2 separate regions of the Homo sapiens genome follow, and region 2 is linked to region 1. The links are chromatin contacts, found by Hi-C or POLR2A ChIA-PET in ENCODE. All regions are on one chromosome and are shown on one strand. The core of a region is the stretch at or near the end of the contact, and the rest is flanking DNA. Distances in the headings are between cores, read along the strand shown. Region 1 overlaps UBE2E1 (ubiquitin conjugating enzyme E2 E1). Region 2 has its middle 43 kb from the start of UBE2E1.

Region 1 (6,691 bases), core at 2,623-5,122:
TGAGGTCGGGAGTTCAAGACCAGCCTGACCAACATGGTGAAACCCCATCTATACTAAAAATACAAAATTAGCCAGGCATAATGGCGCATGCCTGTAGTCCCAGTTACTCAGGAGGCTGAGGCAAGAGAATCGCTTGAACCCGGGAGGCGGAGGTTGCATTGAGCCGAGATCGTGCCATTGCACTCCAGCCTGGGCAACAAGAGCAAAACTCCGCCTTAAAAAACAAACAAAAAAAACAAAACAAACAAAAAAACTCTCTCTGTATCTAAAACAAACTTTTTGGTGGCTTACACTTATAATCCCAGCACTCTGGGAGGCTGAGGTAGGAGGATTGCTTGAGCCCAGGAGTTCAAGACCAGCCTGGGCAACATAGAGAGACCCCCATCTACACAAATTAAATAGAAAACATTAGCCAGGTATGGTGGTGCATGCCTGTAGTCTCGGCTACTCAGGTGGCTAAGGTGGGAGGATCACTTGAGCCTAGAAGTCAAGGCTACAGTGACCCGAGATCATGCCACTCACTGCATTCCAGCCTGGGTAGCAGATCAAGACTCTGTTTCAAAAATAAAAAATAAAACAAGTTTTTAATAGTTTTTGGTAATACCCATCACAAAGAGATATTAAAGAATTAATAATAATGGTGATCACTGCCGTTTAATGAGAGATACCCATGGGTGTGTTGCTCTACAGTTTCCTTCTTTCTCTCACTTAATTCTGAAAACATTCCTGTGAGGTGGACAGTGTCCGAGCTCTTTCTGCCTCTTGGCCAGTTTGGGCCCTGTTCTTCCCATTACCCGCTATTCGGTTGCCCATATTTTCTCCCTCCTTTTTTGCCATGTCATGTTTTCTTCCCCAACTTGTATTCTCCTCTGCTTTTCCTTTGTAATAAGCTCATTCCCCTAACCTGTTGCATCTCTCACACCAAATTTCAGACCAAAAGAAAAACCTGTGATGGGTTTGGGGAAAGTATAGGCCCATGGGTAGGCTTTTTATTCCCTCCCTCTTCATCTCTTCTGTCTCTTAAATGAAGGCATCAGACTTTGTAACCAGTTAGCAGAGGGCATCTTGAAGGAGTTTGTCTTGTTCAGCATCAAAACCCCTGACATTTAACCCTCTGCCTAGTACATGGGCATTCAGTAAGTGAGTGAATAAATCCAATTCACATCGTACATTTATTTAAAAGAGTAGTTTTGCTGGGTGCGGTGGCACTCTAGAAGCCAACACAATGCTTTAGAATGGTATTGTGGCCAAATTATGGTGTACCCAAGTGTATGTAACAGTGATTTATGATAACAGCTAACAGGGTTGGAGGAATGTCTCAAGTATTAGTATTTAGAGAACCCAATTATAGAATACACATTGAAATGAAAATTGAATAACCTGTAACTGGATACTTACCATTCTCCTCCCACCTAACATGGACATACTTTTTACATTATAAACCATCTATTAGATTCTTTTAAAGGTGAGATTATGGAGATAGAAGAGCAAGGAAGAGCCAGTTAGTGGGTCAGAAAATGAAACTTCTGTGCTTAAAATGGTCATAAGTGATGTAGCTGTGAGCAAAAACTGCTCGCATTTGTCACTAATTTCGCTTCTAGGTGCTGAGATGTGTTTCCCATTTTAAGTATTGTTTACACTTTCCTACGTGTCCAGGAGAGTTTTGAGAATTGAGGAAAGTTTCCTGCTTATTCGTAGCTAGGTAGGCTTAGAATGGTTTTAACATTCTTTTATCATCCAGTTTGCTTGACCAATGGCTATGGGTTTGTTGCAGTTCTGCATCCGTTTCTGTACTTGTTTTGTAAAGAGAATCCACACAGTAAACAAAAGAGAGGAGAGAGGTAATCTTTCCATCTCTTTTAATACACTGTAAAAATTGGGATAGTGCCACCATCTGCTTATTTGTTGACGTATTATTCACAGTGCTGGTCCCAAAGGCGATAACATCTATGAATGGAGATCAACCATTCTAGGGCCTCCAGGATCCGTGTATGAGGGTGGTGTATTCTTTCTCGATATCACTTTTACACCAGAATATCCCTTCAAGCCTCCAAAGGTAAGAAATCTCCCTGTATGCTCAAATTTACTAATTCCCACAAGAGAGCAACTGTTGAGGTTTTTCTAAATTTAATTTTTAATCACAGAAACTAGATTTATCTTATGTCCTAATAGATCTGAGTATTTTAACATATACAAAACACTTCTTTAGGTTGATTTTGCCTTATCTGGCAGAGACCATTCTAGGATTAAGTGCTTTGTTTTGATGGTGCTTAAAATTGTGCTATTTATAGTAATATTGTCAGCAACCTAGAATTAATCCCCTGTTTTCCAGCCCATAGAGAAATGTTTTTGAACCTTTCTCGAGGTTAAAAATGGTGTCAAGCCAGGTGCAGTGGTGTGCACCTGTAGTCCAGCTACTTGGGAGGATTGTTTGAGCCCAAGAGTTTGAGTCCAGTCTGGGCAACAAAGCAAGACCCCAAAAAAAGGCAGGGCAGGTCAGGGGGCCAAACAACTAGAGAATCAGAATCTCTTCCCAAAGCTTTGGATTCTGTTGTGCTCCCTGTCATGTTTTGGTCTTGTTCCTTTACCTCCAGGCCTCAGTTTTCTTTCTAGGACAGGTGAGGATTGCCCAAGTCACCCATCTCCTGTACTCAATCTATGATTCTCATTCAGTCAGAAAGAAAACCCCGTCTTGGGGATTAGGTAGACTGCCAGATAAAAGTACAACTGCAGCAACAAGAAGTAATCGAAAGTCACTTTTTTAAAAAATTGGTAAAATTACAGGTAATTTTTACTTTGTGTTTTGGTATATTTCACAAATAAAAATTAAGAGACCCAAATAACACCAGCTTATGTGACTTGTGTTCTGCTGTGGTCCTTGCCCATTACTGGCTCTGCATCCATGGACACTCGATTATATAATAGTAAATTCTGTGATGTAGGTAGACAGGATGTCTATAGGACCTGATGTAACGGTCAGAAAAAAGCAGAAATAGACTTCTCTTCAAATTTTGTTCAGCCTTTTGGGTGTAGTCATTGTTTGCTAAGTATGTTGTTTAATTATCTTTATGTACCCATTATGTTGCACTTCAGTTTTTAAGAGGTATTTATGATTCTCAGTATTTTAAAGCTTACTTTGAGGCAGTGTAGTACTACCAGCTAACACAAGAGGTCAGCAAACAATTAGCTATTCAAACTTGGAAATGTTAATATTTAAAAGATTTAAAATTGCTAAAGATGAAATTAGGAAGTACTGAACTTACCGTCAGTGGACATAACATTTTAAATGAAATTGACACAGTCCCTGAGATGGTATCAATGAACACTTTCTAATCAAATTTATTGTCTATCTTCTTGACAGCTTTAATTAAAACTGCTTTTAGTCACCTTCTTAAGGGTCATTCAGTTGAATATTTAGTAACAAGTTTGTTTGCTGTTTAAATATTGTCTGTCACTTGTTTTTTTTAGGTTACATTTCGGACAAGAATCTATCATTGTAATATTAACAGTCAAGGTGTTATTTGCTTGGACATATTGAAAGATAATTGGAGTCCAGCACTAACCATTTCTAAAGTCCTCCTTTCTATCTGCTCACTTCTTACAGACTGTAATCCTGGTAAGGTTCATAATTCTTTACCTTGTTTTATTCTTCCTTACCTGAAAAATACTTGTTTCCAAAAGCTTTCAAAGGACAAAACTAATTTTTCTGCACAAGTTTGTGAATACAAAAACTAATCGGCTTTTCAAAAGAAAGTTTTAATCAAGTTCAGTCTACTAGTTGAGACACACAACTTCATTAATCAGTATATTCTAGCAACAAGGTATTTTAAACTGAAGACTGACGTAAGTTTGCCTTGGGCTTTTAGTTTCAATTATTCTTCCTCCTTTTTTTTTCCTGTTGCTTAATTTCCCATAGAGTTCTTATAAAACAAATCAGACACTTCTAAATGTCGAGTCATCTGCCTGGCAAGCCTCACCTGTGCCTCTGGGGTTCAGTGAGCATGTGTCCCATAGCTGGTCACTGAGATGGCACTCAATTTTGAAAATGGTAGTTGTTAAATACTTAGTGACTATTGAATTGTGACTTTTTTGGGACTTCATTTCATTTAAAAAATATTTTTCTGTAGTCACAGCTACTAGGGTGGCTGAGGTGTCAGGATTGTTTGAACCCAGAAGGTCAAAGCTGCAGTGAGCCATGAGCATGTCACTGCACTGCATTCCAGCCTGGGTGGCAAAGCGAGACCCTGTCTCAAAAAATATATATATATACACATATGTATATATATACACACACACAGACAAATATATTTTCTAGGTAAACCAAATATAAATTTATTAAAGATCCTAAGATTCAGAGAAATACTATACTTAATTGGAGGTCCAGGTTTTGCCTGGCAACCTGGCTCTTTAACCAGCGTAAAGGTTAATAGTGTTGCACTGCAACAGCCCCGAAGACTTCACAGTATTCACAATGCCGTTAACTGGTGACATTGAGCTAAGGGTCACATGAACACAGCTGGATGTTCATTGCAGTCTGAAGCCTTGACCGTTCCAGTCTCTACTGAACTCAGCCTAACACATAAGAGTAAAGAAACTCCAATTGAGTGTTGTTTGTTGGGAGAAAAATGGAATGAACTAAGATAAAGACAGACCAGTACACTAAAGCCTAAGCATTCCCTCTTCCCCCAACGTTATGTTTTTTTGAAATTTTGATGGAAAAATATCCAGCATGGTGGAGTGGTGTTTCGAAGATGGGTTTGATCACACATACTTTGTCGTACGTATCTACCCAAGCTGTCACTATTCGCTAAAGTTTAAAATGTTCTTTTCCTTTCTCCAAAGTAATCTACATTCTTTTCTTCCAGCCGACCCCTTGGTGGGAAGTATTGCCACTCAGTATATGACCAACAGAGCAGAACATGACAGAATGGCCAGACAGTGGACCAAGAGATACGCTACATAAATTGGGGTTTCACAATTCTTACATTATTTGTCTGTCACAGAAGAGAGCTGCTTATGATTTTGAAGGGGTCAGGGAGGGTGGGAGTTGGTAAAGAGTAGGGTATTTCTATAACAGATATTATTCAGTCTTATTTCCTAAGATTTTGTTGTAACTTAAGGTATCTTGCTACAGTAGACAGAATTGGTAATAGCAACTTTTAAAATTGTCATTAGTTCTGCAATATTAGCTGAAATGTAGTACAGAAAAGAATGTACATTTAGACATTTGGGTTCAGTTGCTTGTAGTCTGTAAATTTAAAACAGCTTAATTTGGTACAGGTTACACATATGGCCATTTATGTAAAGTCCCTCTAAGACTACATACTTTTTGTTTAAAACAAAATTGGAATTTGTTTTCCCTTCTTGGAAGGGAACATTGATATTTAACAGAGTTTTTAGAGATTGTCATCTCATATATATAAAATGGACACGTGGCTATAAAACACCATATAAGAGATGAGTAGTGCGTTTTATTTTATATGCCAATCTACTTTGTTTAAAAAAGGTCTGAATCAGGACTTGTGAAAACCTGTAGTGAAATACCTTAAGCTGTTAACTAACTGTAAGGCGTGGAATAGGAGTTGCTCAGTGGATTGGTTCTATGTTGTGGACTACTTAAGTCTGCATTTGTTACTGTGCTAATAAACAATATTAAAAACCACCTAATAAACACTGCTGTGTTCATTTACTTTTCTTTTGCCTTTTGGTTGCCATTCGCAGATTCTTCTGAAATCGATAGGTATCTGCTTCTAAAACAAGCTAAAAATAATGCATATTTAGTAGGTATTAGTTAGTTACCTATATTAGGATCTGTACTTTACACAGCTGTAGATGAGGTATCCTAGAAAAGGTTAAATAATCTACCCCATTTAGGCTTCAAAGACGAACCCTACTGCATCTTTTTAAAAGCATTTTCTGACTTGCAGATGCTGTAGTAGCAAGTACATGAGAAATGGGTTCCGTCATGGATAAATTGGTACCCTGCCTTAGGGGGCATTTTGGCAGTACATGTCCTGACCCAGCAGTTCTGTTTCTGTATGTCTCTTTCAGAGAAACTTATCTGGATACACATACATTCATTACAGAATTTAAAAAGAATTGGTAACTGTTTGTACTAATATAGACTAAGTTGCATTAGTAGGAAACAAAGCAAACTGGAAGGTACTTATTTAAAAATCATTATGAAAGCATTTGTCCATCTATGTAACATGCATGGGTGGGAAGCTAGATTAATATTCAATAACCGGGGGAAAAGGGTAAGGGGGTGAGTTAGTGTCTGGTAATTTTTTTTTACCAAAAAATGAATTTATGATGAGAAATTTTGAAGAATTATACTGTAGCAGCAATAGCTGATTTGTAAGTATCGTCTTTTATATGTAGTAGTTCTTCACTAGAGCTCATGAAAAAAGTATTCCATTTAAGATGTTACAAATTACTTGATGTTTTAATATGTTCTTTGTTGAATAGCTTATTTTACATTTCAGTCAAAATAGTTATTTCACAGGTGAAACCACTAAGTAGCTTACTTCCTACCTTTTAAATTAATAAAGTTACAGTCAGCCACATTGCTTGAGTCTTGCCAAAATCTTTAGAGAAACAACACAAACTCAGACATCTAAGTCAGATCAAATTAGAGCCCAATATTTTTGATACTTTTATTGTATATGACTAGTTTTCTAGAAAACTATTC
Region 2 (6,068 bases), core at 2,187-4,686, 130 kb before region 1:
TCAGAAGAGGAAAATATCCCAGTCCAACCAACTTCACAACAAGTCATTCTTATAGTCAAATGAGTTCATGGATAATAATAGTAGTCATGGCTGGGTGTGGTGGCTCACGCCTATAATCCCAGCACTTTGGGAGGCCGAGGTGGGCAGATCACCTGAGGTCAGGAGTTCAAGACCAGCCTGGCCAACATAGCAAAACCCTGTCCTTATTAAAAATACAAAAATTAGCTGGGCATGGTGGTGGGCGCCTGTAATCCCAGATACTAGGGAGGCTGAGGCAGGAGAATCGCTTGAACCCAGGAGGTGGAGGTTTTGGAGAGCTGAGATTGCGCCACTGCACTCCAGCCTGGGCAACAAGAGCAAAACTTTGTCTCAAAAAAAAAAAAAAAAAAAAAAAAGTAGTCACTAACATGTATTGAACCATCATTCTATGTCTGACCATGTGTTGAGAGCTTAACATAGACCACTGCAATTAACTCTCCCCAGACTTGTAAAGGTAAAGGCTGTTATTATCTTGCATTTTACAGAGAAGCAAACAGAGGCTCCAGGATGTTAAGTAATGTACTGAAGTTTTCTTAGTCTTTGGAGGAGTCAAGATTTACTTCAAGCATTTAACTACTAAACTATCCACGCTATAAAAGCGCTATGAGGACAGAATGGTATTCTATAAATATAGGCATCAGCATTATTATATTTCCCTGTGTATGCTCTGAACTCCCAAAGACACTGAATGATAAAGCAGAAATTATTAACAGGTCTTTTTTATGTGTATGACTGGTTGTTTGGACCCCAAAATATTCCACTAGTGGCACCCAGTGGCACCCATAGGCATTGATTAACCCCACTCAGAGTCTCTAGGCCTTGGAAGACCAATTTGACTGTGAGTGGTAAGATAGAAGCAGACTAACTCACCCCAAAGAACATTTTACATGGTCCCCAAGCCCTCCCCCAGCAGCTCTGGCAGAGATGAACCTAGTCACTCTGCCCTCACTATTGCAGGCCAAAGTGGCGGGGGCCAGGCACAATGACCTAAAAGGAAATTTGGTTCTGATAGACTAACAGAGGAGATAGGATATGTGTGGGGTTCTGTGCTTGGCGCTAGAATTTGTGGTTGGCAAATGCAAAGAGGCTGTTAAGTGCCCGCATATAAGATGATGAAGAATACTTCTTCCCTGTAAGTCTATTCTCAGCACTGGCAGGGGCCCCCTGCAGCAGGAAACGTTGGGTTTACAGGGCAGGGTCCCTTCCTCTGCTGCAGATGCCCCTGTTTAATGGCCCTCCCTCTGCTCAGGCTGAGAGGGCCTGACCCTCACGGGACAGAAGTCAGCCACTGCTGAGCTTTGCATTTTCAGGTCTTTCAAATGCATTGTGTTTGTCCCCAGCCAGCTTCTGCAGGGGCCCAGGTTGGTGAGTGGGTGCTAATTTGCCTAACAGGCAAAAGGGGGTTTGTGTATCACCAATGTCTTTTGGGAGGGAAATTACAACCTGCTGAAGGGGGAGCTGGAGGTGATCAAATGTGACTAAATGCGGTAAAACCAGCAACTTCACAACTTCTTGTTGTGAATGCGGTAAAACCACCAACTAAATGCGGTAAAACCGACTAAATGCGGTAAAACCACCAACTTCACCAACTTCTTCTGAGGAGACCAGCTGGGGGAAGGGGGCTGGAGGTAGAATTATACTTGTTGGCACAAACAGTGGGAAACTGGGAGAAAAGAAAGACCCCCAAACCACAGGCCTCCTTCTAATCTGGACCTTGAGTAGGAAGGAAGGATTTTGGGAAGGGTCCCCTTATCCTACAAATGAGGAAGCTGATATCTAAAAAAGCCTCAGGACTACAGCAAGTATGCCCTCATAGTAAACACAGAGCTGCAATCAATCCCAGGCCTCCTGGGCCCCAGGTCTGGACTTTTCCATCCCAGTGCTCCCTCTATGGGTTAACATCACACACCCAAGTTTGAGCAAACATTTAGTTGTAAAATGGCTGATGTGCACGTTCTAATGAATAAGCCACAGTTTAAGCACGTCAGGCAAGAAAACTTGGGGTAAGGCATCTATTTTAGAATGGTTGGGGGTGGATGTGGAGGACATATGTTGGTTTTCCTGCCCACCAGTGCCACCACTTACAGTGTTCAGGTGTCTGTCACACAGCACAATGTTGTCCTGCCAAGGAGTCAATTGAGTCAATATCCACCTTTAGTTCTGCTCACTCAACTATCTGTCCTAGGTGTGGGTTTTCTTCTGCCCAGAGGAAGGCAGGTCAAAGGTGCCATCTGCTCCCCAAGAAGTGGGGGCATAGGTCTGCATCAGCCTGGAGGGGGTGCCTGTTTCCAACTCACAAGGGTCCCACATAGGCTAGCTATGGCATCTTGCATCCATCCCTTCTTCTTTTGAAGCTGAAACACAATTTTCTTTCGTGGAGTCAGGCCCTACCCAATCTCAGTCCTGTGGTTTGATGGAGCAGACCCCACTCTCATCTTCAGGAATGGACCACTGACCCAAGCCTGTAGCCATTTTAAGGATGGGCACCTGACTTAGTGAGAATAACTACAGAATTATTGCTGGAACTGTTGATACCAAGCCAATCCTTTTCTTGGAGTTGCTAATCTCGGGAGAGGTGGAGGGAGCAGAAAAGAAGATAGCATTGCAAGAAGCCTCGGAATCAGTTGAGTCTGACCAGATTCGTCTTCTTATGGTTAGTTATACGAACCAATTCTCTGTTTTACTCAGGCTGGGTTAGGTTGACTCTCCCTGGCAACCAAGAGAATTCTCACCAATACAATGAGAAAGCGGAAGTTTCACCTTAAATGAAAGCTCCTCTAGCATCCTCTAGCAGATTTGTCAAGAGATCGTTCCAAATCTGAACCCATCCTAAAAAGGCATCCCTGTCCCCCCGGGCTTGTTGGAAAGACAGGATTGTGAAGGGCCTGTCCCACAGGCATGTAAATTACGTTGAGGTTTATTTGCCTACACTTGCAATATCTATTCTTTCACTTCTGGTGGTTCTAGAAGATGCTGGAGCACTTATCCCTCAGGTCACTAACAACACTGTCAAGAAAAGACCCACATTTTAAATTCCATTTAGTCCATTTCTGCAGAGCTGGGTAACCAAATGAGACAGCCATGGAAAATATATGACTTCCATTATTATGACGTGGAAAACAGAGCTGTCTAATTGCTTTTGTCCACTGGTGTATAAAGATTGAGACCAGATGTGTTTAAAAAAAAAAAAAGGAAAAGAAAGAAAGAAAAAAAAGGGCTTGAGTTGGCCGTTGCTTTGAACAAAGCAGTCTGATTTCCTCTCTTTCTCTCTCTCTCTCTCTCTGGGAAAGACGACATGAAAGTGTTTTAACTGCTTGTAATTTTTCATAGCCTCGTTGATTTTGCTTTTCACAGAAGATGAAATTGTGAAATTGGCCTTGAAAACTTTATTTTCGCTTTCCTCAATTCAAAGGGACAATTGTGGAAGGAAAGAACTGAGCTGCTTGCCAGACCCAGCGCACTCCTTTTTCTCTGGACAGCTGCTGCTTTGCAGAGGGTCGTGGGAGGAGGTGAGTCCTAACGCAGATCAGACCCTCCTTCCCTCAGCCAGCCGCTGGGGAGTAGAGTCTTCGCATGTAAATCCACAGGAATGGATGAGATGATGATCGGCTTTAAATAGAACCACCCAGGGCCCAGCTTCTGTGTTTCATTTTCCAGAAGAGCCCCTAAATCTGCTTCAACATTTTTTTAACCTCTCCAGTTATTTTTAGCACACGCAGCCAACAGAGCTCAGCAGGCCCGTGGAGGCGCTAACATGTCCCCCAGTTCATCTCCTTCTGCAAAGGTGCATTTGAAGCATGAAAAATAAAAAATAAAAAATACGTGCGGACCCAAAGAGGTGATGATTTAGAAGCCAGGTTACATGGCCCTGCTGCTCTGTATCAAGCGAGTGCTGCCCACTGGAAATACAATTCTTTTAAAGATTATATCATTATTTTCAAAATTAATTTTTGAGGCCGGGCGCGGTGGCTCACGCCTGTAATCCCAGCACTTTGGGGGACCGAGGCGGGCGGATCACGAGGTCAGGAGATGGAGACCATCCTGGCTAACACGGTGAAACCCCGTCTCTACTAAAAACACAAAAATTAGCCGGGCATGGTGGCAGGCGCCTGTAGTCCCAGCTACTGGGGAGGCTGAGGCAGGAGATTGGCATGAACCCGGGAGGCGGAGCTTGCAGTGAGCCGAGATCGCGCACTGCACTCCAGCCTGGGCGACAGAGCGAGACTCCATCAAAATAATAATAATAATAATAATAATTATTATTATTATTATTATTATTATTGTCTGAAGACTAATAAGAGTATGCATGGTAGATTGGGAAAAGAGGAGGCTCCCACAGCAGCAATTTCCTGAGGGTCGCAGTAACCATGGATCACGGTGTTGAGCCAAACCTGGGAAATGGGAAGGAACGGAAGCAGGATTCCTCCAGAAAACCTCATAGGGCTTCTGCAGCCCCGCTCCCAGTGGCCAGCAGAGTCACTTTCTCATTTACTGGAGAAGTTGGTAATTTACTGCTCCCTATGCAGGGGTTTCCCTCCCATTCCAGGGTCTGAAGCTATGTAGTTGCATCTCAGAATATTTACAGGGATCTCATAGTTCCACAGGGGTCTTTGCTATTCTCTGCTAGAGCCCCCCATAGTTCATCTCTAATTGGGGCAAAATAAATACTTTTAATTAATTTCCCTCACATTTTTATAGGCAACAAATCCTCAGTGATACCATAGAGAAGAAAAGATTGTGCAAAAGAATGTAAGATGCTAAATGCTTCTGCTGGAATGGGTAAGTTTCCCCAGCACTTACTCCACACATCCATTTCCCTGTACTTATGTGTATTATCATTCCAAATCAGGGCTCCACAAAATCCAGGCCTCCCTTTTCTCCCAGTGCCCTTGGCTTTCAATTAATTCTGACATGATTTCCATAGGGAGTGATTAATGTGTAGCATGAATGGGAACAGCCATTACAGAGCAATTGCAGTGGAGAAGACTGGGCTCATTGGTGCTGTACTTAGGAGCCAGGTGACCTTGGGCAAGTAATTTAGCCTCTATTAGCCCCGACTTCCTCCTCCATGGAATGGACTCCTTTGCAGCATTGTTATAAGGATTAAAGGAGAAGGCCAGGCGCAGTGGCTTACGCCAGTAATCCCAGCACTTCGGGAGGCCAAGGCGGGCGATCACCTGAGGTCAGGAGTTCCAGACCAGCCTAACCAACGTGGCAAAACCCCATCTCTACTTAAAAAAAAAAAAAGCAAGACAATTAGCCAGGCATGGTGGTGCCAGCCTGTAATCCCAGCTACTCGGGAGGCCGAGGCAGGAGAAACATTTGAACTCAGGAGGTAGAGGTTGCAGTGAGCTGAGATCATCCCACCGCACTCCAGCCTAGGCGAAAGAGCAAGACTCCATCTAGAAAAAAAAAAATTAAACGAGAAAATGAAAGTGGTGCTCAACGAATAGGACTGCTACTATGATTAAATCATTGCCAGAGCCTCCTTAGAACATGACCCCAGGATTCATGCTGTATGTCCCCTTAAAAGTGTGACTACCTTACAGGGAGTTTGGCACTTTGATAAATGGAACACAGGCTCGGGTACAATGTGAAACCCAGGATTCCATTGCATTCTCCTCCAAGGGCCTGTGCAAGAGAGGTCTGCTCAAATATGCTCCTTCTAAGGGAGGCTGTTGCTCCACCAGCTCGCTAGAGACACTGAACGAACAGGGCTTGGAGGACAGGTTTTGAATCTTGTGGCGCTACCCACCCTTCCCACCTTTCCAAGACACCAACATATCAGATCAGGGAGAGACGCCTAACCTAATACCAGCACTTTCTCAGGCAGGCCAGCAACCTTTGAATACTTGGGAATTTGAATTGTGAAACCTGGAAAGACGTCCCCATAACAGTGGGGTCCAAAGCTGAGGGTCATGAAGTTGGGAGTAAAGAGAAATCCTGGGAAGCAAGAACAGCTAGAGGAAGAATGATAGAGCAGGCCTGTTCTCCAGTTCTCCCTTCTGTCTACCTATCTTTTTAGCACA

What was found. A loop is a pair of places that touch in the nucleus more often than their neighbours do. ChIA-PET counts read pairs that join two places held with the same protein, here RNA polymerase II (POLR2A). Pooled maps may share reads with other maps.
Region 2: a loop to region 1 is called in a pooled map, with 2.3 times the contacts of the local background. The contact joins two enhancer-like sites. A Hi-C loop is called at or near these places in 2 of 50 pooled maps. POLR2A ChIA-PET finds 5 or more read pairs at or near these places in 5 of 52 experiments (BJ, HEK293, K562 and 2 more).

What each region holds. Positions count from the first base shown.
Region 1 is chr3:23,885,644-23,892,334 of GRCh38, forward strand. It overlaps UBE2E1 (ubiquitin conjugating enzyme E2 E1), which reads left to right. Exons shown (of 6, transcript NM_003341.5): 4 at 1,924-2,056; 5 at 3,469-3,616; 6 at 4,866-5,997. The coding sequence ends at 4,963. It overlaps NKIRAS1 (NFKB inhibitor interacting Ras like 1), which reads right to left. Exons shown (of 5, transcript NM_020345.4): 5 at 4,308-6,691. Among named protein-coding and RNA genes, the nearest start is that of NKIRAS1, 28 kb to the right of the region's middle. Within about 2 kb of position 3,873, at least 2 of the 41 ENCODE cell types and tissues checked have a DNase peak (open chromatin) inside an H3K27ac peak, as active enhancers do.
Region 2 is chr3:23,759,700-23,765,767 of GRCh38, forward strand. No RefSeq gene overlaps it. Among named protein-coding and RNA genes, the nearest start is that of UBE2E1, 43 kb to the right of the region's middle. RefSeq lists enhancers at 12-181, 694-1,330, 1,331-1,967, 1,552-1,601, 1,702-1,821 and a silencer at 3,567-3,616. Within about 2 kb of position 3,437, at least 11 of the 41 ENCODE cell types and tissues checked have a DNase peak (open chromatin) inside an H3K27ac peak, as active enhancers do.